Regions from separate parts of the Homo sapiens genome. Here regions 1, 2, 3 and 4 are each linked to region 5. Evidence: chromatin loops called from intact Hi-C (ENCODE). Cell type or tissue: mammary epithelial cell. All regions are shown on one strand. Each heading gives the region's core, and the rest is flanking DNA. Links, peaks and the distances in the headings are about the cores only.

The links. Peaks named below come from ENCODE experiments on the same cell type or tissue, not always from the same donor. Only the 100,000 strongest peaks of a DNase experiment are listed, where the experiment ranks them.
Region 1: a loop joins it to region 5, with 5 times the contacts of the local background. A loop is called at or near these places in 3 of 110 quality-filtered maps.
Region 2: a loop joins it to region 5, with 4 times the contacts of the local background. A loop is called at or near these places in 9 of 110 quality-filtered maps.
Region 3: a loop joins it to region 5, with 7 times the contacts of the local background. A loop is called at or near these places in 26 of 110 quality-filtered maps.
Region 4: a loop joins it to region 5, with 7 times the contacts of the local background. A loop is called at or near these places in 2 of 110 quality-filtered maps.

Annotation. Positions count from the first base shown.
Region 1 is chrX:73,874,409-73,880,496 of GRCh38, forward strand. It overlaps the pseudogene FXYD6P3. Among named protein-coding and RNA genes, the nearest start is that of XIST, 25 kb to the left of the region's middle. In mammary epithelial cell, for the core only: a CTCF peak has its summit at 2,803; a DNase peak (open chromatin) is centred at 2,693; H3K27ac peaks cover 341 bases.
Region 2 is chrX:74,012,748-74,018,835 of GRCh38, forward strand. All of the region lies in intron 3 of JPX (JPX transcript, XIST activator), which reads left to right. Among named protein-coding and RNA genes, the nearest start is that of JPX, 71 kb to the left of the region's middle. In mammary epithelial cell, for the core only: a CTCF peak has its summit at 2,859 (motif pointing left); a DNase peak (open chromatin) is centred at 2,854.
Region 3 is chrX:73,852,897-73,858,931 of GRCh38, forward strand. No RefSeq gene overlaps it. Among named protein-coding and RNA genes, the nearest start is that of XIST, 3.2 kb to the left of the region's middle. In mammary epithelial cell, for the core only: a CTCF peak has its summit at 2,811 (motif pointing right); a DNase peak (open chromatin) is centred at 2,815.
Region 4 is chrX:74,130,972-74,137,059 of GRCh38, forward strand. The region is part of intron 5 of FTX (FTX transcript, XIST regulator); the gene reads right to left. It also overlaps the pseudogene DDX3P1 and the pseudogene DDX3P2. Among named protein-coding and RNA genes, the nearest start is that of MIR421, 84 kb to the right of the region's middle. In mammary epithelial cell, for the core only: a CTCF peak has its summit at 2,647 (motif pointing left); no DNase peak of the experiment used is centred there.
Region 5 is chrX:73,941,575-73,947,662 of GRCh38, forward strand. It overlaps JPX (JPX transcript, XIST activator), which reads left to right and starts at 2,750. Exons shown (of 5, transcript NR_024582.1): 1 at 2,750-2,891; 2 at 3,010-3,088. RefSeq lists an enhancer at 2,775-2,874. In mammary epithelial cell, for the core only: no CTCF peak of the experiment used is centred there; a DNase peak (open chromatin) is centred at 2,717; H3K4me3 peaks cover 2,295 bases; H3K27ac peaks cover 1,887 bases.

The DNA.
Region 1 (6,088 bases), core at 342-5,341, 67 kb before region 5:
TTTTCACATGCTCCTAGGAGAGATACCATGGCCATGGTAAGAAGGAATGGGTACATGACAAACCATATGGCTCCCACCTCTGCTGCACCCTGCCAAACAGGGCTTGCCTGCTTTTGGGGCAGAACACCAACAAACCAACCCTGCCCCCACCTTAACATTGCAGGCACAGTTCAACTCCCAAAGGCCCCCAGCTCCCAGAAGCCATCTAAAGGCCCTCTGTAGCCTCTGCTACTGCGTCCTTAACTCCTGCCACCCACAGGCCAGGGAAGAAATGAGGAGGGAGGAAACTTTTGTGCACCCCAGTCATGATACAGAGGAGTGGTCAGGCTGCACATTGCATGATCCCTCACCTCCATGGCTCCCCACCAGACATGATATGCCTGCTTCAATGAAAGTCTCCCAGCACAGCACAACTGCCCTGCTCTTGCCTGAACACTGTGGCTATATCTTGGCATTCCTCTGAGGGCCCAAATCCTAGAGGTCACTGTTAGGCCCTTCCAAGTTGCTGCCACTGCTGCCTCTGCTCCTGCTGCCTGCAGGCCAGGGAGGGAATGGGGAGGTGGGGCAATATTGAACACCCCTAAGACAGAACCAAGGCTCCTCAGGACTTAGCATGTCCTTCTAGGATTGTTTTGGAAGGGACCAGCTGTGCAGATACCATGGAGGTGGTACTGATCTTTGTATACAGCCTGCTCGTCCCGGTGGTCCTGGCCAGTGCAGCTAAGGAGAAGGAAATAGATCCTTTTCATTATAACTACCAGACCCTGAGGATTGGAGGATTGGTATTTGATGTGGTCCTCTTCCTGGTTGTGAGCCTCTATAGAGTCTTGCTCTGTTGCCCAGGCTGGAGTGCAGTGGCAGGATCTCACACTGCAATCACTGCCTTCTGGGTTCAAGCAATTCTCGTGCCTCAGCCTCCCAAGTAGCTGGGATTACAGGTATGCACCACCATGCCCCGCTAATTTTGTATTTTTAGAAGAGACAGGGTTTCACCATGTTGGCCAGGCTGGTCTTGAATTCCTGACCTCAAGTGATCTGCCCGCCTCGGCCTCCCAAAGTGCTGGGATTACAGGTGTGAGCCACCGTGCCCAGCCGAGCTGCCATCTTCTAAGTCACAGGTGCAAGTGCAGTTTCAATCAGAAGCCCCAGGATCCAGGAGATAAGGAAGCTCAGGTGGAAAACTTCATCACTGCAAATGCAAAAGAGCCCCAGAAAGCAAAAAACTGAAGTGCAGCCCACAGGTAGGCAGCCTCTGGAACTGGAAGGTAGCTGCTTGAACCTTTAGATGCAAATATCGATGCTTAAGAAAACCGGCCACTTTAGCAACAGATATTTTCCCAGGAGAAGGCAAGAACTTGTGCATCTCCCTGTGCCCATCCCTATCTCTTCTAACAACATTCTTCAACCTAATGATGCAACTAACATTTGCCTCCCTCATGCAGCCTGTGGTCTTGCCCAGCTCCTGTTACGTGTCTGTGTATGTGCGTGTTTGTCGACTGTGGTCTTTGTGGCTACTTGTTCATGGATGATATTGTGTTAGTGAACTGTGGAGACTCACTTTTCCAGGCAGGAGCGGAGCCATGTCACCACTGATCCCTCCCTGCCACCACGAGTCTCCATCATCTCCTGCTTCTAGGAGTCCACTTATTCCCTGAGAGACCAACCCCTTTTGTTGATTTAGGGATGGGTTTGGGTAGGAGCATGGGCAGGAATCTCCAATTATCCTAGGACCTGGGGAGGTTTGCATCACCGTCATTATAGTTCCTCATGGACCCTCTTCACTCCTCTACAAGAAACTCGCTTCCTTATTTCACCCTCACATGAGTCTATCCTGAAGGTCTCTTAGTATTAATAATTGGAGATTCAAAGCAAGAAGCTGGTGAGCCCAGCCATTGCCTTCAGGCAAGCTACTCCCTTTCATGATCATTTTTTTCCAGGAGGCCTCCACTGAGAAGTCTGCATCAACCCTGCCCTTCTGCAGAGTTCCCAGTGATTTTAGGCTAAGGGCTTCTACTCTACCCCTGGGGAATGTGACCCTTGCGTATCTTCTCAGCAATAACCCCATGGGCTCTGGGACTGTACCCCTCTTCAACCTTCCCTGCTTCTGAGATTTCAATCTACAAGCCAGCTCATCAGGATGCAGACTCCTATCCCTAAAGTTGGGTAACTGGCAGGTGATGGCTGAGGGACCCCCATTCTGTTGGGGCCAACACACTGGGATGGGCAGAGTGAGAGTAGGGGTCCTTTGATTCTCTGCCCATGTTCCCTTGGTCAGACAACAGAGACAAATCCTGCATCCTTTGCTTTGCCTGTCAGTATTCAGAGTTGTGAGTGAGGAAGGTTAGAGATCTGGAAGACTCTGTATAGCCCTGCTGCAGAGGGAACAGCAAGAGGTCAGAGGTTACAATAAGAACAGTAACTCAAACCAGTTTCTGCCCCTACTGTCCTCCATGTTCCTGTGGAAACCAAACTGCTGCTATGACCATACTGCTGTTCTCTCTATTGTGATCTATCCTCTCAACAACAGAAAAAAGACATAAAATATTGTTTCCAAAAGAAAGACACAACCTGCAGCCACAATGCAAAGGAGCAGGCAGAATACACACAGTGTGAACCCATGCTTCCATGGCTCCATGCAAGCTAAGGCTTGCCTGTTTCAGTAACAGGCCCCACATGTACCTGCCCCACCCTTGCCTGAATGCTGTGGCTTTGGGTGAACTCCCAGAGGCTGCCAACTCCCAGAGGCCGCTGATAGGCCCTCCACACCCTCTGCCACTGCTGCTTCTGCCCCTGCTGCCCACAGGCCAGGGCAGCAGGCACCTTCATAGGCCCCAACAGTGAAATCCAGAACTGCTTCTGTGGAGGAAAGTGCAAGCAGGCCGCATGCTCCACAGCTGCCAGTCTTTACTGCCTCAGAAGAGGGGGCCTGCCCTCCCCAGTGAAAGTCTGACAGCACAGCTACCCTGCTCTTGCCAGACCATTTCAACTGCAGCCCAGCCCCCATAAGCCTGTTGTCTCCCTGCCCCTGCCTAAGAGTTCTGCCAGTGACCCAGGGACCAGACTACCATTCTCAATCACATCAAGCACCTGAAATGTGGGCTGACACAGTCCTGGTCCAGCCCCTTTCAGACTCATACATGACATTCAATGGGCCATATAGGGGCCTGAGAATAGAGGAGTCATCTACTCTAGTCCACCACTGCTGGCACCTGACCACCCCCACCCCCAGGGTCGGAGGTTGGACCAGCCCAACCAGCCAATATCACCACAACTGACACCCACATACACAGGCCAAATGACAGAGCCCCTACTCCTTTCTACATGAAGCAGCAGGGTTGCTCCATCAGAGAACAGGCAAGCCATAAATCTGTCTGTATTGAGCTGAGTGAAGAGGTTCCATCCCCAAACCACTCCAGTGGAGAACTGTGAGTCAGGTAATTTCCATGGCTCTCAGCTACACTGTGGCCTGGAGATAGAAAACAGTGCATCTGAAAGGAGAGTCATTAGCACCAGGACAGGGGTGTAAAGGAGAAACAGATCACATTCCTGCATATCTAGGGTGTGAAGTCAGTGCAGCTCCCTTACCCCCTGCAGAGACCTTGGTGCATCTCACTAGGAGCTCCCCCAGCCACCCCAGTCAGGGCTGGTGCCTTCACTTGTCATTGGGATATTTATGGGCAAGGCAGGGCTGGTGCCTTTGCTTGTCATTGGGGTATTTATGGGCAAGTCAGGAGTGATTACATACACAGCAGCTTGTGCCCCAGCTGGGTCTTTGTTAGTGCCACTTACTGGCCTGCAGGTCTGACTGCACAGCCCAATGTAAAACCTAATAACAAAAGTGCACAACCAAAGGCAAAGAATTTACCCAACATACACTACAGTTACACTCTCTAGAGGAAATATATATATGTGTGTGTATATATATATGTGTATACACATATATGTGTATACGTGTATACATATATATGTGTATACATGTATACATACATATATGTAAACATACATATATACGTATGTATATATACACATATATACACGTATATACGTATATATGTGTATATACGTATATATGTGTATATATACGTATATACACGTATATATGTGTATATACACGTATATACACGTATATACGTGTATATATGTATATATGTGTATGTATGTATATATGTGTATATGTGTATATATGTGTATACACATATATACACATATGTGTATAGATATATAGATGTGTATAGATATATAGATGTGTATACACATATATATGTGTATAGATATAAAGATGTATATACACATATACATATATGTGTATAGATATATAGATGTGTATACACATCTATATGTGTATAGATATATAGATGTGTATACACATATATATATGAAAAAAATCCCACCTGAATGAAAATAAATTCATAAAGAAGTGGCAGCCTCTCTAGATGAGAAGGAACCAGCATAAGAATTCTGTCACCATGAAAAATCTGAATGTTGTAATGCCACCAAAGGATCACACTAGCTCTCTAGAAACAGTCACTAAGGAAAGTGGAAACTCAAAATGACAGATAAAGACAGATAAAGACATTTTAAAGATAAAGACAGATAAAGACATTTTAAAGATAAAATGACAGATAAAGAGATCAAAGCATGGTTTTGCAAGGAAGTTCAATGAGATCCAAGAGAAGATTGGAAATCAACACAATGAAACCGTGAAAGCAATCCAGAAAATGAAGGAGGATATTAATATCTTTAAAAAAAAAACAGAACTTCTAAAAATGAAAAATTCACTTAAGGAATTTCAAAATGCAATTGAAAGCTTTAACAATAGACTAGACCAAGCAGAAGAGGAAGATAGGTTTTTTTTTTTTTTTAATTTTATAGGGATGGGATTTCACAATGTTGCCCAGGCTAGGCATAAACTCCTGGACCCAAGAGATCCTCCTGCCTCAGCCTCCCAAAGTGCTGGCAGTACAGGCATGATCCACCACACCTGGCAAAAGATAGGTCTTTCAAATTAACCCAGTCAGACAAAAATAAAGAAAAAGTAATTTTATAAAACAAACAAAGCCTTTGAGAAATATGGAATTATGTATAATTCAAGAAAACTTCCTTCACCTTTCTATGGAGGTAGACAGCCAGATACAGGAAATTCAGAGGACACCTATGAAATACTATACAAGGGGAAACATTAGCAAGGCGTATAGTTATCTGACTATCCAAAGCCAACACTAAAGAAAAAAATCTTTTTTTTGTTTTGTTTTTGTTTTTTGAGACACAGTCTCGCTTTGTTACCCAGGCTAGAGTGCAGTGGCACAATCATGGCTCACTGCAACCTCTGCTTCCTGGGTTCAAGCGATTCTCCTGCCTCAGCCTCCCAAGTAGCTGGGATTACAGGCGTGTACCACCATGCCCAGTTAATTTTTGTATTTTTAGTAGAGATGGGGTTTCGCCATGTTGGCCAGGCTGGTCTCAATCTCTTGACCTCGTGATCTGCCCGCCTCAGCCTCCTAAATTGCTGGTATTACAGGCATGAGCCACCATGCCCAGCCCAAGAAAAAATCTTAAAGGCAGCTAGAGAAGAGTCAAATCACCTTAAAGGAAAACCCATCATACCAACAGCCAACTTTTCAGTTGAACTCCTACAAGCCAGAAAACACTGTGGGCCTATTTTTACCCTCCTTAAGGAATAAAAAACAAGCAAGAATTTTATATCCTTCCAAACTAAACATCACAAATGAAGGAGAAATCAAGTCTTTCCCAGAAAAGCAAACACTAAAGGAATTTGTCACCTCTAGATTGGTCCTACAAGAAGTGTTCAAAGGAGTTCTAAACATGGAAATGAAAGGATGATACCATCATAAAAGGACACATAACCACAAAGCTCACAGATCTCATAAAACAATTGAAAAATTAAAACTCCAAAACAACTAACAACACTATGACAAAAACAAAATGTCATATATCAATACTAACCTTAAATGTAAATTCAACCTTAAAGGGTTGAATGCTCCACTTAAAATATACAGAGTGGGCCGGGCACAGTGGCATATATATATATATATATACAAAGTGGCAAATTGGATAATAAAACAAGACC
Region 2 (6,088 bases), core at 490-5,489, 71 kb after region 5:
AGTGAAAAACTTGGAGCAGATGATAAAAGGCTTCTTCTGTATTTATGAGACTCCTATGTGCCTGCCATCATGTGTGGAAAATTTTATCGACATTCACCAGTTCAACATGGGATAAATGTGAGATTTTGGCACACAGCTTCTTCACCATCTTGGCTTCTCTTGTTGAAAAGCTGTTAATAGCTTAAAACATGGGAAGTATTGTGTGTGCTTGTAGAAAGAAAATCCCATGATGGCAGTGAAAGACAATTGGGCCAGTTGAGATTCACAACTCCAGCCTGAAAATTTTCTTTACGTCAGACAACATAGATGCCAAGTCAGAGTGGCTGTTCAGCAGCACTATAATGTAGTAGGCAGAGTTCATAGTTCTTTGCACAAATGCCTATCCAACCTTCCTGCACAGCCAGAGGATTGACTTTGGGACCCCTATATGGGATGGGCAATGCTCCAAATGTTTGTGAGAGCTGAGTCAAATCTAAAACAGGCAGCACTCACGGATTAAGTAGTCTTGACAGGGAACTACAAATAATAATATCTAAGAAAATATACTCTAGGAAGACCAAAAAAAGCTAGACAGCTGAGACTGGAATAAATATATAATTAATTGTTCAATGTGAAACTGTAGGCATACGTCTACAAGAAACAGCAGCAAGCCAATAACCATGACTACCCTGAACAGAGAAAGCATGGAGCCAGTTGCCATCCCTAATGAGATGGTAATGTTTGAACTCTAGAATCAAGAATTCATAAATGCAATTTTAAGGAAATGTAGCAAAACCCAAGATAATGCAGAAAAGGAATCCAAGAATGTATTAGAAACTTGAAGAGATTGAAATAATACACCAAACAAATATTGCAAATGAGAAATAATTGTTTCAACTGAAATAATTATTAGAGGATGTCATTAGCAGAATGGATCAAGCATAAAAAAACAGTGATCTTAAAGATAGGGTATTGGAGAATCTGTAGAGATTAAAGAAATAGAAAAGGCCTAGAGAATAGCTACAGGATATAGAGAATAACGTCCAAACAGCAAATTAAATAATCATTGGTGTTCAAGTGGTAGTTTTGGAATAGCAAGGGCAGTAAAGCTTATTCAATGAAATAACAATACATTCCAAATGTAGAGGAAAGTACTTTTCAGGTACAACAACGTTAAAGACCAAATAGATTCAGTTTAATTAAGAATACCCCAAGGTGTGTGTGTGTGTATATATATATATATATATATATATATAATCATCTCAAAAACATACTACAAAGAGAAAGGACACTGAAAACAGCAAGAGAAAAGCAAATAACATTATATACTTCCAATTTGTTTGTTAACAGACTTCTGATCAGAAATTGTACATACCAGGAGGGAGTGAAGTGACATAAAGTGCTAAAGGAAAAAAGTTAACCAACAATACTGTACCCACAAAAGATTTCCTTGAAAGATTGAGAGATAACATCGTTTACAAAAAGAAAAGGAAACATGGTGAGAATTCATCACTAGACTCGTCATTCAAGAAATGCTAAGTTCTTTATCCTGAAGAAAATTATGCTAACGTCCAAAGAGAAAAAGTTTGACATTACAAAACTCAGTGGCCAATGCAAATACATAGGCAAATGCAGAATAAATTAATACGCTTGTTTTGTGTAAGCCTCTTATATCCATAATACGAGGAGTAAGATGCAAGTCTATGAAAAGTAACTATAGCAGCATCATAAAATATAGCCAATTTAAAAATAGACATGAGAAAGTCAAAATGTGGGGGAATTGAATTAAAGCATAAAATTGATTGGCTGTTTATATTCCTTATGATGAAAATTATTATCGGTTTAAAAATACTTTTATCTATGAGATACTACCAAAGAAAGTCACTTAACCACAATGGGAGAAGGAAGAAAGAAATAATTTGGAAAACGACAAAAAAGTACCAATCAAAATGTCAATAGTGATTTCTTACCTATCAATAATAATATTGATAGGTATTATCTAGGATCCCCCTAAAAAGAACAGAGAGTGGCTCAGTGGATATTTTAAAAAATCGGCTGGGTGTGGTGGCTTACGCCTGTAATCCCAGCACTTTGGGAGGCCTAGGTGGGCGGATCACCTGAGGTCAGGAGACTAGCCTGACCAATATGATGAAACCGCGTCTCTACTAAAAATAATACAAAAAAATTAGCCGGGCTTGGTGGCATGCGCATGTAATCTCAGCTACTCGGGAGGCTGAGACAGGAGAACAGCTTGAACCCGGGAGGCGGAGGTTGCAGTGAGCCAAGATCACGCCATTGCACTTCAGCCTGGGCAACGAGCGAAATTCTGTCTCAAAATAATAACAATAGTCAGTCCCAACTATATGCTGCATGTAAAAAATTAACTTACATATACACATTGACTAAAAGTGAAGGGATGCAAAAAGTTTTCAAATGGAAACCAATAAATAGCAGCTGTATTTGTATCAGATAACAGAAAATTTTCACTTAATATTTATTAGGTGAAAAGGTGTGAATAGAGACAAAAAAGTATTATGTAGTAAATACTTATGAAGGGTCAATTCAGGAAGAGGGTATAAAAATCGTAAATATGTATGCATCCTGCAGCAGAACACCAAAATATATAAAGCAAACTGTAAGCGACCTAAAGCGAGAGAAACTGCAATACAGTAATAGTAGGGGACTTTAGTAACCCTTCCTCAACTCTTGTCACCTGAGTACACAGAGGCTTATTCCAACTGGGGGAACGAAATAGAAGACAGTGGGATAATTTGCCTAGTAACCCAGGCAGTTCTACCCTGGTATTCCCCAAGTCCACCAGTGCTGTGTATGTGCCAGGCTTTAAGCCTGGCTGTGTTCCTGGTCCTAGGGCGCCCTCTAGTGATGAAATGGTTGCAGTGACCACATTCTTAGATAAAACAACACAATCACATTTAATTTTTGGGACGCCCTGTGAAGAAGGGCAGCTACGAAGTAGCAGACTACAAAGATTGGAATAAATACCTAACTCTTAAATGCCTGGACACTGGAGAACTTCCACAAGCATAAGACCATCCAGGAGACATGACATCTCCAAAAGGACTATGGGATCTAGTTTTGGAGCGATGTAGTTATGTTGCCTCTCATACAGGAAACTCAAAATAGCTAGGAACTATGATCTAAAATATACAAAGGAAGTAGCCACTGACCGACCCTAATGAGATGGTGATGTGTGTGATGTCAGGGTAAGAATTCAGGAGAAACGTTTTGGGAAAATAGCAAACACCATGATAATGCAGGAAAGCAATTCAGTAATTTATTAAATGTAACAAATACTGAAACAATAGATAACCAAACTGAAATACTGGAACTGAGAAATAATGACTGAATGGACAAATGCACCAGAAGGTCTCAACAGCAGCACTGATCCAGCAGAACAAGAATCAGTATTATTAAAGACAGGCTATATGAAAATGCACAGTGAGTGCAGAAAGAAGCAAAAAGAACAAAAAAGTATGAAGCATGCGTACAAGGTGAAGAAAATAATCTTGAAAGCACAAACCTCAGAGTTACCATTCTTAAAGAGGGAGAGTTTGGAGTTGAAAGTTTAGAGAAGTAGGCCGGGCATGGTGGCTCACGCCTGTAATCCCAGCGCTTTGGGAGGCCGAGGTGGGTGGATCACCTGAGGTCGGGAGTTCGAGACGAGCCTGCCCAACATGGTGAAACCCACGTCTCTACTAAAAATACAAAAGTTAGCTGGGCGTGGTGGCTCACGCCTGTAGTCCCAGCTACTTGGGAGGCTGAGGCACGAAAATTGCTTGAACCAGGGAGGCAGAGGTTGCAGTGAGCTATGTATGTGTATATCCAGATGTGATTACCCAGGTAGAAGACAGTAAAAAACAAAAACAAGCAGATTCAACCAAAATAAGGCTTTGCCAAGGAATGTAACAATCAAATGTTCAGAGGTAGAGAAAAATTTAAATGGTCCTAAAAGCTGCAAGAAAACAAGCAAATAATGTATAAATGAGCTCTGATACATCCGGTAGTGAAGAGTTTACAGGCTAGGAGGGAGTATGATGACATATTTAGTGCTGAAGGAAATAACCTGCCAAATCAGAATATCAAATTCAGCAAAATATTCTTCAAACTTGAAAAATAAATACTTTACCAGACACACAACAGCTGAGGAATTTTTGTCAACATCAGACTTGTCTTAAATGCTAGAAAGAGTAATTCAGTCTGAAAGGACATTAATGAGCAAAAAGAAAACATCCGAATGTTTACAACTCATAGAAAAAGGAGGTACATAAATATAGAATAATACTGTGATTGTGGTATGTAAACATATTTTTAGCAGGAAGAAGACTAAAAGGTAATTCTATTAAAATTATAACTACAAAAATATTAGAGATAGATAAACATAACAAAGATAAGATCATAGCATGTAGGGTGGAGATTAAGTGTGGAGTTCTTTGGTTTTCTCTTTGCTTGTCATTCCTTGTGACTACAGATACCTTGTCATTAATTTAAAATTATTGGTTATATGATGGTTTTTGCAAGCCGCATGACAACAACCATGCAAAAACCTCAGAAAATAAAAGCAAGGAATTAAAATATACTATCAGAAAAAAATTAGTTAATGGAATACAGGGAGGAAAGAAGAATGGACGAGAGGACCAACTAAGCAAAATTTGAAAGAATGGAAAAGGAGCAAACACTTTCAGTTTCATTCTACAAGGCCAGTGTTTCCCCGATAACTAAAGGAAAAGGTCTAAAAACCCCCAAACAACAATAAACCCCAGAAGACAAATATGTCTGATTCACACAGATGGAACAATCCAGAAGAAAATGCTAGTAAACTGTATTCAACAACACACTAAAAATATAATTCATACTTATCAAGGTGGATTAATCTTAGGAATGCATGGATTGTTCAAGCTATGCAAATCAATTAGTTTTATGTCGTATAACAAAGTCAACAACCATAATGTTGTAATGGATGTCCAAAAAGTATTTTATAAATTAAATATTTTATTAAAAATTATCTCAAAATTGGGTATAGAGTTAAGATATCTCAACAGACTGGCAGTTGAACTTACACTGTCCTTGTGAGCAAGGAAAACTGACAAGCATACTGCTAGATTTGGAAGACATTAAAAATGCCCATGTTCAGCACTTTAGTTCACCATGTTACTGGGAGTTCTAGTCAGAGCAAGTATAAAAGAGAAACAAATAAGGGCATTCATATTAGAAAGGGAGAATTATAAATATCCCAACAGATACAAATAAAATATATAGGAAGAAACTTAACCAATCAAGTAAAATGTATCTACAAGGAAAACTATGAGTCATTGATAGAAATTGAAGAGGACACTAGTAAATGAAAAGATACTGCATGTTCATTTAGCGGGAGAAGTTATATTGTTAAAAACCCATACTACATATAGCAATCTATAGTTTCAAAATGCCAGTGTTATTTTTTCACAGAAATAGGAACAAGACGAAGAATAGACACAGTAATCCTGAGCCAAAAGAACAAAGCTGGAGTCATCACATTACCTGACTTAAAATTATATGACAACGTAACACTAACCAAAACCGAATGTGACTTGCATACATATACATACACCAATGTAACATCTACAAACCAGAAATCCATGTATTGAAACTAAACTTGGCCTATCAGAGAGCTCCAACAGCCCAGGCTCCACAGGTTGAGTGAGTGCTGCCAGCACAAATGTATTTATAGGTGTTTGTAATCCCGCTCCTGCTGGGCCATCACTCGTGCAATCGTGTGCATGAACAACGGTAACCTCGCCCCTTGTTTGTTGTTACTGGTGCGAATGGGCACCAGCAACTCCACACCTACCATTCTGCCCCAAGTGCAAATGTGCACATGGGTGGCAGCAACTAGCCTCCTCTAGGGCCTCATATTTGCAGCCAGTGGCATGAGTTCTAGCATGGACGATGTTAAACCCTACTCTTCCAGTGTCCCTCCCCATCTGACACATGTACACTCTTCCATGCTGTTGAGGCTACTGGCACGAGCAAGTGAGCCTGGATCCCACTGCCACCAACCCAATGAAATAGTATGGCTACCACCCCCTATTTGAAAACTGTGGGCAGCGTA
Region 3 (6,035 bases), core at 1-5,000, 89 kb before region 5:
ATTAACTGGAAGTAGACTTCATTTCTAGACCAGGAGTCACAACTTCAATGGGTTTTCCAGTTCTCATCTATAACATGGGGACATTGAGTAAATCAAGCAATAATTAATGCTAAAATCCTCCATAAACTGCATAATAAATGTAAAGATGTTAATTCAGCTTGGTTTTGAGAATGGGGGAAGGGATAGGTAGAGCTTTGATGTGTTGATAAAGTATCCAAATATATCATTCAAACCAGAATTTGTAACTCCTCCACCAAACTTTTGAACCAAAGAAGCTAGAAAGGAGTAATACATTGAGGTTAGTACCATCTTCAAGGGACTTCCCATTCCATTATCCCATGTAATAGATAATGGAATATGTATTGCATAGATAATAATAAAGGATTATTCCTGTTTTATACATTAAAATAGAGTCCTATAGAGGTTACATCATGTGCCCGAGGTCACACACCATGATTCAGAGTCAATGTAGTTTTTACTCCAACACTCTACCTTGTATGGCTCCCAACCATAAGAGAACGGAAGTGCTTACGAGTCAATTGGTGAGCAAGAGAGAAAAAGGAAAGAAAGACATTTCATAGAATGGCTATTTGGTTCCTAAATAATCAAGAAAGAGTACTGTTTGTGACCTGTTTGTAATTTTTTAACTATGACTCCTTAATCTTTACTATTTTCCTATTTCCTCCATGAATCTGAGGAACCCAACATTGGACCAACCATATGACACAGTAGTGAAGTTGACCCTCTGTCAGTAACTGATAAGTGGTAGGAAGAAAAAGCTCATATAAAAGCCAAAGCTGCCCTCAGAAACCTGGCTATTTCAGTAGGAAGCAATTAATCTCATAAACTCTTCTATGTCATTCGAGAAACAACAGAGAACCAGAAGGGAGACAATGGCAACTTAAGTATTATAGAGCAACTTCTAGAAAGTCAAAGGATACATTACCCTCCCACTGGCTGAACTGGAAAGTGTAACTATCGACCCAAATCTATCAGGTAAGCTTGCTCTTCAGTTTCCAGAAAAATAATAAAGTATGCAAATTTTCTTCCTTAAGAAATACCTTCCATCTTCTAAGTGTCCTTGGATCAAACAAAAAAAGTAATCTGACTTGTCATTCCAAATGAGGGTTATTGTATTGTAAAGTGGTGCAATACAATGGTACCTTTGAGAAAACAATGCTTAACAAAGAGAGAAACTACCTACAGTGACACCTATGAAGCAGCTATCAGAAAGACTGGATTACCAAACCTCTAATACAACTTTATCTACTAGAAGTTTCTACAAGTGTGGAAATGTTCTATACTTTTAAGAAATTTGGTTGGCCGGGCGCGGTGGCTCATGCTTGTAATCCCAGCACTTTGGGAGGCCGAGGTGGCTGGATCACCTGAGGTGAGGAGTTTGAGACCAGCCTGGCCAACATAGCGAAACCCCGTCTCTACTATAAATACAAAAATTAGCCGGGCATGGTGGCAGGCACCTATAATCCCAGCTACTTGGGAGGCTGAGGCAGGAGAATCACTTGAATCCAGGAGGCGGAGGTTGCAGTGAACCGAGATGGTGCCACTGCACTCCAGCCCGGGCGACAGAGCAAGACTCCATCTCAAAAAAAGAAAAAAGAAATTTAGTTGGGGAAAAATTTTCTAAAGACTCAAGTAGCATCAAATATAAAAGATTGATAAATTTGACTCTGAAATTAAAACCTTTTGTTTCACAAAAATACCTTTTCAAATAAAAAGGCAAAAAGACAATTTATAAACTGGTTGTCCTGGGTTTCTGTGACCAGGCCCTGGTTCCAGGTGGGCAGCCACGCTAGCAGATCACTCTCATTGGTTGTCATTGGAGTTTTTTAAATGGTAACTCTTAAGGCTAGGCATGCAAAATGGTGCTGATGTGCCGTTATGGGGTGACACTCACATTGGACACAGGACATGTTCAGAGCTGTGGCCTACCTAAATCCACTGTTGACCCTTAGGCTAAAGAAACTGCAAAAGCAAGAAATTTATAATTTCAATACAAAGAGGTTCCAGAGTGCCATTGCAAAAATGGAAGTAGTACAGTGTTGCTATGTTTTTCTCATAGAGGGAGATGTGAAATTAGCCAGGAATGGTGCATTTGACAATAAACACAAAGAGATGATTTCTGGACCTAAAAAGGAAGATATGGTGCAAGGTCATTATAAAAATTGATATGTGAACTGTTGAATAAACAAATACGTAAGCATCTCTTCTCCACCTGGTATTCTAAATTTTCATTGATAAATCACTACACCTCACATGGGCCCATGTATTTGTAATATATTTTTAATCAAACTGTTTACATTAAAAGGAACTTCTGAAAAATATTTGCCTAGGCCTTTGCCCTAGAGCAGTCCTGCCCTCTTCTGCCATTTATCACCTTCAGGTTTTACTTACTCCCCTGCCCTCACTAGCTTTCAATTCACTTTACTTCCTCCTCTTCCCGACCTGGCCTCACCTTCACTACTGCTTGGCTCCATTTTATAAACCTGTTAGGATCAGAAGTATGGAAACTGAGACACTAGAAGGAAAAGTGACTTGCTCAAAGTCAATTAGCTAGTAAGAGTTGGGCTCTGATGGGGATATTTCAGGCATATTTTCTGTGGCCATGCCATAGCTGTGTTAGCATCCTCTTCTTTGGGCTCCCAATCACATGGCACACAATAGGAAGAAATCAGGTCCTCTTTTTAAAGATTCAGATTATTCCAGTTCTAGGATTGTCACTATGTTCATCTGTACATCCTCTCCTCTGCTAAATTAGGCCCAAAAAAAGCCGGCACTGTCGACTTAGCCACCAGATGGCAGCATAAAATCACCAAAGAAGCACTGAGCCTGTCTGCAGGAAAGGAGCCAAAGTTGTATACAGGGCAGGACCAGAATCTGATATAAAGGGGGGAAAGTCTGATTCATACAAGGTCAGTATCAGAAGAAAGGGTCAAAGAAAAGTGCTCAACCCCCTCTAATTTGAAGAGCCCCTCCCCCCACTAAACAGGAGTCTGTCCTTGGCTTCAGGGCTATGCCATTTAAAGAGGACTTTGATAAAGCCTTCAGGATCTAATTAGCAGGCTGGTGGGGGCCCTCCAAATCATCACCAGTGAAAAGCAGTTAAAGGGACCAGGACATATTATGGAAAAGAAAATAAAAGACCTGGGGAAGGGCTCTTTACAACTCAAAGGGCTGTCTGCAATGGGGGAAGTTGATGAATAGTCCTGTTGTGTGTAGTTCTAATAAATAAAGACGTCTGAATACTCTGAGCTGTCCAAAGATGGAACAGTTAACACCTCCAGAACTGGTGAATGCCAGTCTCTGAAGACCTGCAAGCCAATAGTGGATTTTGTGAGGATGCTACAGAGACAATCAACAGATAGAAAAGTTGTGCTATATGCCTTGTAAGGGTCTTCCAAATAGCCCCAAATCCTATGAACCTCATCACAGTACTTGGGCCATTCCTCTAGCCCTCAAACACACTATTTATGATATCCTTCAAAAGTGTATTAGGATGTTGGGAAAGGTTTTCTAGTTTATCAAAAGAGAACACGGGGTTATACATATTAAAGCTCAGTGAGTATATGCTTAACAATTGTATACATAGTTCACGTCAACATTAAAAATACTGTAAATGGGCTGGGTACGTTGGCTCACACCTTTAATCTCAGCACTTTAGGAGGCCAAGGCAGGAGGATCTTTTGAGGCCAGGAGTTCGAGATCAGCCTGGGCAAAATAGAGAGACCTCTGTCTCTACAAAAATAAAAAATATAAAAATTAGCCAGGCGTGGTGGTGCATACCCGTAGTTCTAGCTTCTCAGGAGGATGAAGCAGGAGGATTGATTGAGCCCAGTAGTTCAAGGATACAGTGGGCTGTGATTGCCCCACTGAACTCCAGACTGGGTGAGAAAGCAAACGCTACCTCAAAAAAAATTACAATCTATTAAAAACATCACCAGTGGCCGGGTGCGGTGGCTCATGCCTGTAATCCCAGCACTTTGGGAGGCCGAGGCAGACAGATCATGAGGTCAGGAAATCAAGACCATCCTGGTCAATATGGTGAAACCCCATCTCTACTATAAATACAAAAATAAGCTGCACATGGTGGCACACGCCTGTAATCCCAGCTACTCGGGAGGCTGAGGCAGGAGAATCGCTTGAACCCGGAAGGCGGAGGTTGCAGTGAGCTGAGACCGCGCCAAGCCTGGTGACAGAGCAAGACTCCATCTCAAAAAAAAAAAAAAAAAATCACCAGCAAACACTAGGGAGAGGGAGGAATTTTATTTCCCAAGGTATCACATTATAATATTAAAACTGTGCAGTTTTTATTAAAAAATTACAAGGCATACAAAAAACAGGAAATTATAGCTAATATATAGAAAAAAAGGTAATTAACAAAAAATGGTCCCTGAGAAAGTACCAACATTAAACTTACTAGACAAGGATTTTAATTAATTAATTAATGTGCTTATTTATTTTCTCATTTTTAGTTTTTCTAGTAGTTCTTTTTCAAATGTATTTTTAGTTCACAAATAATTGTATATATTCATGGAGTAAAATGTGGTATTTTGATATATGCATGCATTGTAGAATAATTAAATCAAGCTAATTACTATATATCTCAGCTCACATACTTATTTTGTGATGAGAATACTTAAAATTTACTTAGCAGTTTTTGAAATGTACAATACCTTATCACTATTGTCATCATGCTCTGCAATATATCTCAAAAACTTATTCCTTCTCTCTAACTAAAATTTTTATCCTTTGATCAACACATTTTTACCCTCCCTTCAGATTATTAACCACCAGTCTACTCCCTACAAGTTCAAGTTTTGAAAATTACACATACAAGTGAGATAATATAGTATTCATCTTTCTGTGCCTGGCTTAGCATAATGTCCTCCAGGTTCATATATGTTGTTGCAAATGACAGATTTTCCTTCTTTTTAAGGCTGACTAGTGTTCCATTGTGTATGTATACCACATTTTCTTTATACATTCATCTGTTGATGGGGACTTACCTTGATTTCATATCTTGACTATTGTGAATAATGCTATAATAAACATAGGAGGACAAATGTCTCTTCAACACACTGATTTCAATTTCTTTGAACAACACCCACAAGTGGGATTATTGGATCATAAGGTAGTTGTATTTTTAGTGTTTTCAGAAGCCTCCATGATGGTTGAACTAATTTATATTTCCACCAACACTGTATAAATGTTCCCTTTTCTCCACACCCTCACCAATCCTTAACTTTTGTCTTCTTGAAAATAGCCATTCTAACAGGTGTGAGGCAATATTGCATTGTGGTTTTGATTTGCATTTTTCTTTTTTTTTTCTTTCTTTCTTTTTTTTTTTTAATTTTTATTTTTTTGAGACAGAATCTCTCTCTGTCGCCAAGGCTGGAGTGCAGTGGTGTGATCACGGTTCACTGCAACCTCCACTTCTTGGGTTCAAGCAATTCTCATGCCTCAGCCTCCCAAGTAGCTTGGATTATAGGCATCTGCCACCATGCCCAGCTAATTTGTATATTTTTAATAGAGACGGGGGTTCACCATGTTGACCAGGCTGGTCTCAAACTCCTGAGCTCAGGTGATCTGCCTGCCTTGGCCTCCCACAGTGTGATCTGTAATCACACTGGGATTACAGATGTGAACCACTGCGCCTGGCCTTATTTATTTATGTTTTTAGACACAGTCTCATTCTGTTGCCCAGGCTACAGAAAGTGCAGTGGTGCCATCTCGGCTCATTGCAACCTCTGCCTCCCGGGTTCAAGTGATCCTCCTGCCTCAGCCTCCTGAGCGGGTGGGATTACAGGCACCCACCACCATGCCCAGCTAATTTTTGTATTTTTAGTAGAGAAGATGTTTCACTATATTGGGCAGGCTGGTCTTGAACTCCTGACCTCAAGTGATCCACCCGCTTTGGCCTCCCAAAGTGCTGGGATTATAGGTGTGAGCCACCACACCCAGCCTGATGTGCATTTTTGTGATGATTATTGATATTGAGCACTTTTTCATATATCTGT
Region 4 (6,088 bases), core at 387-5,386, 190 kb after region 5:
AAGATTGGATTAGACTTCTGCAAATACTTAGTGTTGGATGAAGCTGATAGGATGCTGGATATGGGATTTGGACCTCAGATACATCTTATACTTGAACAAGATACTATGCCACTGAAGGGCATTCATCACATCATGATGTTTAGTGCTACTTTTCCTAACGAAATACAGATGCTTGCTCGTGACTTTTTGGATGAATATATCTTTTTGGCTGTAGGAAGAGTAGGCTCTACCTCTGAGACTATCACACAGGAAGTAGTTTGGGTGGAAGAGCCAGATAAACGGTCATTTCTGCTTGATCTCTTAAATGCACCAGGGAAGGATTCACTGACTTTAGTGTTTGTGGAGACCAAAAAGGGAGAAGATTCTCTGGAGAATTTCTTATACCATGAAGTATATCCTTGTACTAGTATTCATGGAGACCAATCACAGAGAGATCGAGAAGGAGGCCCTTCATCAGTTTTGCTTGGGGAAAATCCCAATTCTAGTGGCTACAGCTGTGGCAGCATGAAGACTAGACATTTCAAATGTGAAACATGCTTCAATTTTGATTTGCCAAGTGATATTGAAGAATATGTGCCTTGTATTGGCTGTACAGGATGTGTGGGAATCCAGGGTCTTGCCACCTCATTCTTTAATTAAAGAAATATGAATATTACAAAGGATTTGTTGGATATTCTTATAGAAGCTAAACAAGAAGTGCCTGCTTGGTTGGAAAATAAAGCTTATAAACACCACTACAAGGGTGGTATTCATGCATGATCTAAAAGATTCAGTGGAGGATTTGGTGCCAGAGACTATTGACAAAGTAGTGGTTCCAGCAGTTCTGGCTTCAGTAGTAGTCATACAAGCAGCAGCTGCAGTGGTGGAGGTGGTCATGGCAGCAGCAGCAGATGTGGTGGAGGTAGCTATGGAGGCTTCTACAACAGTGATGGATGTGGAGGAAATTATAATTCTTGTTATAAGAGTTATTAAGAGCTGGGCGCGGTGGCTCACACCTGTAATCCCAGCACTTTGGGAGGCTGAGGCAGGCGGATCACGAGGTCAGGAGTTCGAGACCAGTCTGGCCAACATAGTGAAACCCCATCTCTACTAAAAATACACAAAAAATTAGCCAGGCGTGGTGTTGTGCACCTGTAATCCCAGCTATTTGGGAGGCTGAGGCAGGAGAATCACGTGAACCCAGGAGGCGGAGGTTGCAGTGAGCCGAGATCGTGCCACTGCACTCCAGCCTGGGTGACAGAACAAGACTCTGTCTCAAAAAAAAAAAAAAAAAAAAAAAAAGAAAGAGTTATTAAGAAATTATTTTAAGCAGATAAGAAAAGGGGTCCTTGGGAAGTTCTTTTTTTTCTTTTAGAGCAACTCCAGAAACATTTCTTGTCTAGCAGGAAAGCTAGGCCAGCAAGCTTTGATATGCAAATACCGGCCATTAGAAACTGGGCCCACCCAAACATGGCAATTCCTGCAGTCTTATTCTTGCCCTGGCCTCCACATGTGCCTGGCAACACGGCCACCCCCACATATCCACACATGTGTAAAATATCATGGTGCCCTGCATTTGCATATTAAAAGGCTAGGGTGGGAGGGCCAGTTTTTTCTCAGGCTACGTGAATGACATGCTTGGTCAAACCAATCCCCTGAGCCCTATCCAAATCAGACACAAACGTCCTCCAGCCTCCTCATATAAGCAGCCACTTTTCTATCACACTTGGAGTTTTTCTCTTTGTTCGAATCCCCCTGCCTTCTGTCTCTGTACGGGGAAGCTGTTTTCTTCTTCCTTCCTTCTTTCTTGTCTATTAAACTCTCTGCTCCTTAAAACGACTCCACATGTGTCTGTGTCATTTTATCTAAATTGACACAAGACTAAGGACGCTGGTGTTCCTCCAGTCATCGGAGCCATATCATTTTGATCCATTGGCCAGGAAACTGAGGTACAGCCTTTGTTGGAGCGGTAAGTATGGGAGCGAGCTTAAAATCTGTTGCATCATTCACAAGGTGCTCTTGGCCTCTATATTAAAATAAAATTAGATAGATAAACCCAAACTACTTTCTGTGTGATATTCTCAGATGTAGAGCCTACTCTGCCTACAGCCAAAAAGATATATTCATCCAAAAAGTCATGAGTAAGCATTTGTATTTCTTTAGGAACGGGCATGCATCAGCCTAGTACATACACAGCGTTGGCTGCTGTACTAAAGACTCAGATGTGAGGCTTGCTGGTGAGAACATGGAGAACCCCCCAATACCCATGAGTACTGGGAATGTTGGCCATGTTTTGAACTAGTTTCTTTTCATCGCTTGAGGCTGGGAAAAGTTCTGAGGTAACTGAGAATTTCTGGCCAGGGGACATACTGGCATGATTCAAAGGCCTCTGGACCAGACCCAGCCTCCAATAGCCTGTTCTGGGTGTGTGGCAGAGAACCCTCAACTATACCGTTGCAAAACTCTTCTTCCTTCTCTATCTGTGGCGTCTTACTCTTTCTCTGATTGAAATGTGCAGGGATTTTTACAGCCTAGGAAAGAAATCCTGTTAGGCAAGATCAGGAAAATGCCTCTAGAAACAGTTTTCCCCATTGCTCTGCAGTGAAGTTACTTGCTACCAGGTCTCTGGCAAGCACATAGTATTTCTAAGCTAACACCGCCACCTAGTGGAAATAGGAATCCTCTACATGAGACACATTTTTTTCCTTTTTCTTTCATGGTAACACTGCAGCTTCTTTTTACACCATTAAAAATCAGGCTCTATGCTTCTTCTGGAAATGGGAATTTTCTGCCTTTAGCAGTTAGGAGTAAGATGTCTTCCGCAGCCAGATTTTAGTCCCAATATTGTCCCATCAGTAGAAAAATGGCCATTCGGGTCCTACGTTCTTTTAAGGCACCTATTATGTCTCTGATTAAAACAGTACTTAATTAGTAAGGGAAATTTAAATTCAGAAGTTAACCAGAACCACTTTTTTTAAGGGTAAGTGCTTTAGCATGGGCTGTAATAGCAGGTAATCTAGCACATTGCCTCCACTAAAGGAGCCTTGCCCAAAAGTGACACAGTCTCTTCAGAGATCTGTTTTTCAGAGAGCCAGACAAATCACACAGGTTCTAGAAAGTCAAAGGGAAATCATACAAGGCAGATAAGCTAAGGCTGCATGGGTAAGCGTGGTTGGCCCCATCACTTAGCTCATCTGGTTCCATGGCTTGGAGGACCATGCCTGCAACCATGGGGGGCATATTTAACATGGTGCCAGGATCCAGAAACCAGGGAGGGGAGACACTTGGAGGATGCTCGATGTCTTCTCCTCCACTCTGGGTCATACAGAAAGGAAGGAGACTAAGAGGAAGCTTCTATTCTCACTTCTATCCTGCCTCAGCCTCCAGAGTAGCTGGGACTAAAGGCGCCCACCACCATGCCTGGCTAATTTTTGTATTTTTGGTAGAGACGGGGTTTCACCATGTTGGCCAGGATGGTCTCGACCTCCTGACCTCGTGATCCGCCCGCCTCAGCCTCCCAAAGTGCTGGGATCACAGGTGTGAGCCACCACGCCTGACCCAAAATTTTGCAATGACAGTTTCAAAAGCTGCCTATCACCCCTTTGAAAATACCTTGTATGCTCACAATTAAGTCATAACCTAATTAAGGCTTGTTGGTTTCACCTGTGACGTTACTTTTTGTAAAGTTCAAAAGCCGAAAACCTTAAGTGCTTGGCTTGGCTAAACTCAAGTAACAAGGGAGTTCAAAGGATTTTCTTAAAGCATGCTCAGCTTAATTAAAAGTGGATATTCAAGTTATAAGTATATTTTAAAGGCCTTTATGTTTTTCTCTTATTGGATCTTGTTTTTCTAGGAAAAGGCTCTTTTCTTATCAGTCAACTGAATTACTTTTCTCCATTTTTTGTCTTACCAGTCTTAATGCATGCTACCTGACCCTGTTCATCCAAGGGCTCCACCCTGAAGCCAGTAATCCAATTAAGAAACTGGCAAATAAAAAATCTTACAAGTGTTGAATCTTTTGTCTGTTCACGTTGCTGTATATGTGTTGTGTGCAATGTCTATAAAAAGAGCTCTAATTGATTGGCTTAAAGAAAAATAAGTGTCTTAAATCAAATACTTTTTAGTTCACATGACTTTAAGAAATAAAAATAGTCAAGGATTATTGGTAAAATGCAAGTGTCATCAAAATGCAAAAAGGTGGTGTAAATCATACAACTTAGATACTAGGTTTGCTAGATGTTTCAAGGTTGTACACTGCCTGCTTTACAGATAAGTAAGGCCTGGGACACATGGAGCTAGATGCTGAAAAGTCAGACTTTATCTGCACTTCTGTCTGGGTCCTACGATCCACACTTTGTACGTAATTAAAATCACTTACCAACCAGGTTTTTCACCAAAAAGAAAAGTTGTTAAAAGTTAACAGTGCAACATGTATTTGAGATCACCAAATAGTTTTACATGCAAGGCATATAAAAACAGTAAAATGTGGGTTTTTTTTTTCAGTAAAATATTATAAGAAAGCAGGGCAATGTAAATTTTGCCCTGGGATGAGGGATTATGTTAAATTTGATAAGATAGGGCTAGAGGTTTAAGCAAGTTATAGAAAGATTGAAAATATTAATCTTGCAAAATGTGTAAACATTAATTAGACTCAAAAGGATATTATGGTATTTTACAGTTTATAATCAAGTTATATTAAGGATTTTAACAGGTATTCTCAAATGCAGGTTTTTAATAGTTTTAAAGATTGTAACATTGAAAGAAAGAACATATGGGACTCATAAAGAACTGACATGTTCACAAATATCAAGCAAAACGAGTTAACTAAAAGGACTGCACTCTAAGTTAAAGCAACCTTTTTGACTGTTGCTTGGAATATTGCTAATCCTTGTTTTGATTTTCAGAGTCAAGGAAACTTATTTTGAACTATTTACCACCTTTAATAATTGAATAAGGTATATTCATGTGAACAAAATTTCAAGCATGTTTGTTTTTGTCTGCCTGGTTCCTCTAGAATTTGGAAACTATCTGTGAGTACTCTTAGCTTATGGCAATATAGTTGTTTGCATCAGTGCAATAAGGATCCATTTTTCTTTTTCAACAGGACACAATTGGAAAATCTGGTTATTTTACCAAGGCTTTGACTGAAAGGGTATGTTTCCTTTTAAGGAATCAAGCTTGACATGCAGAGCCAATAAAAGCTCCTTGGGGAGAAGTGGCCTTGTGCACTGTCTACACAGTCCCCACACAGTGTTCTTAACCTGTGGTCAGTAAAGAATGTCACTTTCTAACAGGTCCAGGAGCTCCAAGTTTATCTTAGGACCTCAAGAGGAGAGGATCACCCAACTCACAGGTATTTGAGGATACAAACCCATGGCTGAGCTTGGCTTTAAAGGTCTTATCAGAGATTCCTTGTGGAACAGAGTTCTATCAAGGCCAATCCAAAAGGCCTATGTAGAAATAACCATTCTTGCTTTGCTGCACTTTATGCAAATAATCAGGCCAAGTATGAAACTAAAGTTTATTCTATGAACAACACACACGGTCTTATCATAATTTGTTTTTACCAAAAATGAGGACTGGAGAGAGAAATTGTTCTCCAAAGCTTACCATACATTTGTCATTAAATCCTAGTCTCATTCATTTTTTTTAAGATTTTGCCTACATTTTAGACTAACCCTGCTTATTCCTGTGAATCAAGTGGCAATCTCCTGCAGCTTGGAAGAAACAAAAAGGGATGGGTAACATAAATATCTGGATCAATATTCTAGTTCTGGGCAATTATCCTGCAAATTCTGCCAGGCAATGAAAGTGAATAGGGTGCCCATAACCCAGAGGTTTCTTTGTTTGGGAAAATAAAACCAAAGAACTTCATAGATCTCCAAAGGGAAATTCTCCAGCTGAGTCTGCTAGGACTTTTTATTGGGTTTAGTAATACATCATACCCTTTAGCTCCTACAATATCAGCCATGGCCCATTTGTAATAAGACTAATTGCTGGATCTGTCCTGAGCGGTTTGCTCAGTTCAATAACACTAAGAAACTACACTATAGTAGCAATGATCTCCAACTTATTATTTTTAAATTCCTCTGATATGGCCGCATCATCT
Region 5 (6,088 bases), core at 324-5,323:
AATTCAGCCAGGCACGGTGGCTCATGCCTGTAATCCCAGCACTTTGGGAGGCCAAGGCGGGTGGATCACCTGAGGTCAGGAGTTCGAGACCAACCTGACCAATACGGTGAAACCTCGTCTCTACTAAAAATACAAAAATTAGCCAGGTGTGGGGGCCTGCGCCTGTAGTCCCAGCTACATGGGAGGCTGAGACAGGAGAATCGCTTGAACCCGAGAGAGGAGAGGCAGAGGTTGCAGTGAGCCGAGTTTGCGCCACTGCACTCCAGCCTGGGTGACAGAGTGAGACTCTGTCTCAAAAAAATAAAAAAAATAAATAAATAAAAAGTCATTTTCCTCCCAAACAGACAAAGTCCCAAGAGTCATCAGAACAAAACTGCAATAGATTTCATTTTTTTTTTTTTTGAGACGGAGTCTTGCTCTGTCGCCCAGGCTGGAGTGCAGTGGCGCTATCTCGGCTCACTGCAACCTCCGCCTCCTGGATTCAAGTGATTATCTCGCCTCAGCCTCTCGAGTAGCTGGGATTGCAGGTGCCCACCGCCACATCCAGCTAATTTTTGTATTGCTGTAATTGTTGGCCAGTCTGGTCTCAAACTCCTGATCTCAGGTGATCCGCCCACCTCGGCCTCCCAAAGTGCTGGGATTACAGGCATGAGCCACCGTGCCCGGCAGGTTTCACTCATTTTTATCCCCCTTTCTACTTACCATTAAATTACTACAGAGGGATGTTTTGTACCTGCCCCAAAATAAATGCATGGTGTGCTACTGCCAAAAGAAAATATGACAGAATTTACAGTCATATTTGCCTCCTCTGCAACATTCAGACTTGATCCTTCTTTTACCCTACATTGTCTATCTGATTCCCTACTCTTTTAGTACTAGTTCTTTCTTAGGAGCTCAACAGTTCCTTTTGCAATTGGTTTTTGGTGCCTGTCCTACAAATTTCCAAGATGTGCTCAAATATGCCTAAACCCTAGGAGATGAAACAGTTTAAGCTTAGAGACCTCTCCACCTCTATTACTGACCTTTGAACACGTAACTGGTTTTATGTGGTGTTTTTGGTGTTTTACTCCAAAATGTCCATATGTCAATGCCCAGATGTTTTATACAACTGTGTATCATTACCTTCCTTTTGAGGGTGACGATATCAAAATAAAGACAGAAAAGTAATGATGCAAATGAATAGAATAAGAGGTGTTCTATGTGGGGGTCTCGTAGAAAACCAGAGACAACATTAGTGCATAGAGAGAAACTATAGCTTTGGAAAGGGATTAGGACCTCTAAAGTGTCTTTTCCTTACCGGTGAAGCACAAGCCTTCCCCCAGAAACCTGCACCACTCACACATAATGCTTCACAAACAAGTTTTGGCCTCGGTTTTTTCATACTTTTGGGGCTGGTATCCAGCTAGTGTATTTTCCCTCATGGAGCGGGAACAACAGAGATAAAGGTTTTGATAAATATAGAGGCCTCTTAGAAGTGTCAGGACTGAATCTAAAAGAGCTGAATCTAAAAGAAGAGGGAGGCTGGGTGCGGTGGCTCACGCCTATAATACCAGCACTTTGGGAGGCTGAGGCGGGTGGATCACTTGAGGTCAGGAGTGCAAGACCAGCCTGGCCATGATGGTGAGACCCCCGTCTCTAGTAAAAATTAGCTGGACATGGTGGCAGATGCCTGTAATCCCAGCTACTTAGGAGGCTGAGGCTGGAGAATCGCTTGAACCCAGGAGGCGGAGGTAGCACCGAGCCAAGATCGCGCCACTGCACTCCAGCCTGGGCGACAGAGCAAGACTCCGTCTCAAAAAAATAAAACAAAAATAAATAAAAGAAGAGGGAAGATGGAAGGACTTTTAGGCTCAAGAGCAGCATCTCAACTCTTTTTTTTTTTTTTTTTTTTTGAGACGGAGTCTGGCACGGTCGCCCAGGCTGGAATGCAGCAGCACGATCTCAGCTCACTGCAACCTCCGCCTCCCGGGTTCAAGCGATTCTCCCACCTCAGCCTCCCAAGTAGCTGGGATTACACTGAGATTACAGGCAAGCGCCACCACACCTGGCTACCAACTCTTTTATGAAGACTCTTTTGTTTACAGAATTAAAGGAAGCACCTTGTTCTGAATCCAGTTTTGCCATTGACGGACTCACTGTATGACTAGGCCAAAACCCTCTGGTTTCTGTTTTCCCATTAGTTGGTTGAAGTACATACACCCTCATCTATCGGAACACGGGGCTTAGTAAAGTGAAAAGAAGTAGGTTCTAGCTCATTCTAGCACTTTTGGAAAATTGGGTCACCTCTTTGGGCCTTAATTTCGTCATCTATAAAACAGGAAAAAATCAGTCCTCAGCTTACCTGATGTTGCAATGACTTAGTGAGATAACAGAAGTGAATGGCAGCTTTGTCTATCATACTTGTGAGGTAAAGTTAATGAGAGTGAGAGATCTGGAAATAGGGAAGAAAGAAAGGAGTCGAGGCAAAGCTAAAAGAAATTTGGGTTGGGAAAGGAAAAAAGAAATGAAGAGAAAGAAAAAGGAAAAGGGAATTTCAAAAGAGATAAAGGCTGTGAGAGGAAGTGCAACAGGTCAGGAAACTGGGGGAGGGTCCACGGCAACGGCTGCGGCACGGCAACGGCTGCGGCACGGCAACGGCTGGGGCACGGCAACGGCTGGTGCATGTTGCCGGCGGAGGCATTTAGGTAGTGCACGACGGCTGGGCGCCGGGCCTGTTTGGCTGTGACGCCCACCCCCGGCTTTCATCCGCCTATGCCCTAGGGCTAGTGGAAGACTTAAGATGGCGGCGTTTGCACGGAGTGCAATCACTGCGTCCTTACGGGGGTTGCAAGGCGTCCGAAGTATGAGTCCACTAACAAAAGTCCAGAAACTCGCCAGTTAATAGTATTGTGGTGAGTGATGAGCCTCACGTTGGCTAGAGAAGTGGCCGTTAGCGAGGCTACACACTTTGGGATCGCGTGGCCTGAGTCGGGGGAGTAACCGGCCTGTATTCCATTTTTCTCTCTCCAGTCTCTTCAAAATATCGGAGAATAATTTCTTTCTCGCTGATCGCCTAACTTCTACTGACGAAGCTTGGAAGTTGCAGAAGGTAGCTCCTAGGAGGGATATATGGGTCGTTCTTTCCTTTTTCCTTATTTAAATGGGTTTTTATTGACACCATGTCGCGCCAAAATGGATTCCATCTCCTCAGAGCTTTCCTAGGAACAGCCTAACCTCTTGGGCCTAACTTTATTTTTTTTTTGTTCTGCCTTTCATGTCCAGACTTATTAGTTTTAATTAATTTGTTTGTAACGTATTCATTATGCACTAGATTAAACAATTTTTTTCTGTGCCCACTATACCCCAAATGTGGAGTTTTGGGCAAAAACTTAACATTTGTTCTTGAAGCATCTCAGAGGTGTGTGTGTGTGTGTGTAATCTTTGGGGGACTTACATTGCCAGGTTGATTACTCACTAAGAAAAGAGCTAGATTTCCTGTTTTCAAATCTGTTGGCGAAATTAAGTTTATGTTAAGCATAGCATGTTTACTATATATATGGGGAAGACAGTTAAGAGTGACATCTAATATGTTGTTAAATGCTTATGTGATTAAAGTAAATTTCATGCATTACCGCGGAGTATGAATTGCTGCAACCTTTTAGAAAAGAATCTGGCAATATTTAGGGAAATAAAAAATACAGATATCACTTGAACAAAAACTGGAATTCAAAAGTCTGACTTTTAAGAATCTATCCTACAGAAATAAAAGTACCAGTATATAATGACGCATGAACAAGGATACTTTTGTACTATTTTGTTCTTGTGACAACTGGAAACAACCTGTGTATCCATCAATAGGAGAATGTTTGAGTAAATTTTGGTACATAAATATTATGAAATATTTTGACTTTTGACCTAGAGAATCTTATGATGGATGGTTATGTGAGAAAAGTAAGTTGCAGAATAGTCTAGTATGAGTCCTTTTTTTTTTTTGATGGGGTGATGAAGGAATGCAAGATTAACTTCTTTATCTTTTGGAGGAGACGTTAAATATATTATGAAATACTTAAGACATATACAGATATACAAGGAATAATACAATGAACCTCTCTTCTCACCACCCAACGTAAAAAAAAAATCAAACATTAACGTGACAGTTGAAGTTCTCTGTGTACCCATCCCTGATTGCATCTCTCTCTTCTCTCATCCCCAGAGGTAACCATTATTTTAAACTTAGTGATTTTTACCATGCATTTCTTAAACTTCTGTGACATAGCAACTTCTAGCATGGATTATTTTTTGTAAATATTGAAGATGAATTTTTAAAAAAAGTCAATGAAAGAAGAAAGCAAGTGTCTATCTGACTTTTTTTTTTTTTTTTTTTTTGAGATGAAGTCTTGCTTGTTGCCCCGGCTAGAGCGTAGTGGCGCAATCTTGGCTCACTGCAACCTTCACCACCCCAGTTCAAGCGATTCTCCTGCCTCAGCCTCCCGAGTAGCTGGGATTGCAGGCGCCTGCCACTGTGCCCGGCTAATTTTAATTTAATTTTAATTTATTTTATATATATATAGAGAGAGAGAGAGGGAGAGAGACAGACAGACATGGAGTCTTGCTCTGTCACCCAGGCAGGAGTGTAGTGGCTCGATCTCGGTTCACTGTAACTTCCGCCTCCTGGGTTCAAGCGATTCTCATGCCTCAGCATCCAGAGTAGCCGAGATTACAGGCACACCTTGCCACGCCTGGCTAATTTTTGTATTTTTAGTAGAGACGGGTTTCCCTATATTGGCCAGGCTGGTCTCCAACCCCTGACCTCTGGTAATCTGCCTGCCTCGGCCTCCCAAAGTATTGGGATTACAGGCGTGAGCCACTGTGCCCAGCCTTATCTGACTATTACTGTAACAGTGGCCAATCAAAATTCCTTCTTTTCTTTTTTTTTTTCCTTGAGCCTAGAAATTTCTTAATTGAGGGGAGAATCTAGCAAGCAGTTGAGTCAAAGGGTGTAGATTATACTACAGTGGTAAAGAAAGTAAGCAGCTGGCAGTGAAAGCAATCTCAAGCAAATAATGAATGTTCCATGAACAAGATGCCTGAATTGAAAAACAGAACAAAACCAACTAACCAAACAAAAAACAATCCGTGGATCCTAACTCAAATCCAAGGTGATTTGAGCCTGCACTTGTAATTAGACAAAATCTATGAACTTCAGTTGCCTTGGAGGCATCTGAGGGAAATGAGGTTGCATGTAGATGAATCAGTTGTTTCTGGCATCATGTTAGTGTGATTACATTTAGCTGCTGTGTGCAAAACATTTTAGCAATCATTTAGGTCCAGGACGTGGAATTTATTAGTGCAACAACCCTGTAAACAGTGGTTAGAACATTAATAATTTTATTTTATTTATGTTTTATTTATTTTTTGAGACGGATTTTTGCTCTTGTTGCCCAGGTTGGAGTGCAATGGCGCGATCTCGGCTGACTGCAACCTCCACCTCCTGGATTCAAGCTATTCTCCTGCCTCAGCCTGCCGAGTAGCTGGGATTACAGGCATGTGCCACCGCACCCAGCTAATTTTGTATTTTTTAGTAGAGATGGGGTTTCTCCATGTTGGTCAGGCTGGTCTTGAACTCCTGACCTCAGGTGATCCGCCCACCTCAGCCTCCCAAAGTGCTGGGATTACAGGCGTGAGCCACCGCGCCCGGCCAGAACATTAGTTTTAAACTTCCTAACCCTTGGGAGAAGGCAAAACACTTGATGAAATCTACATAAAGACTAAAACATTTTACCAATTTTGCATTGTTTGTTTGAAATTGCATTGACGACTGGTATGTTAATTTTGTATATATTTTTATGAGAACAATGTTGGACATCATTTAATTTTTTTAGGTTTTTTTAATTGATTATTGATTGGTTCATTTGCAGGAACTGACTATTAGTAATCAAGGATACAAATTGTTAAGAGAATATGTTACAGAGAAAAACTTGACAAGCTAGACTTAGATTTTTGTCGTTAAAGATAATTTGTGGGATATGATTTTTATAAGGAGTTGCATTAAATAGAATGTCTTACACAGATTTAAGAGGTTAATAATTATAAAATTAAGATGAGTTCT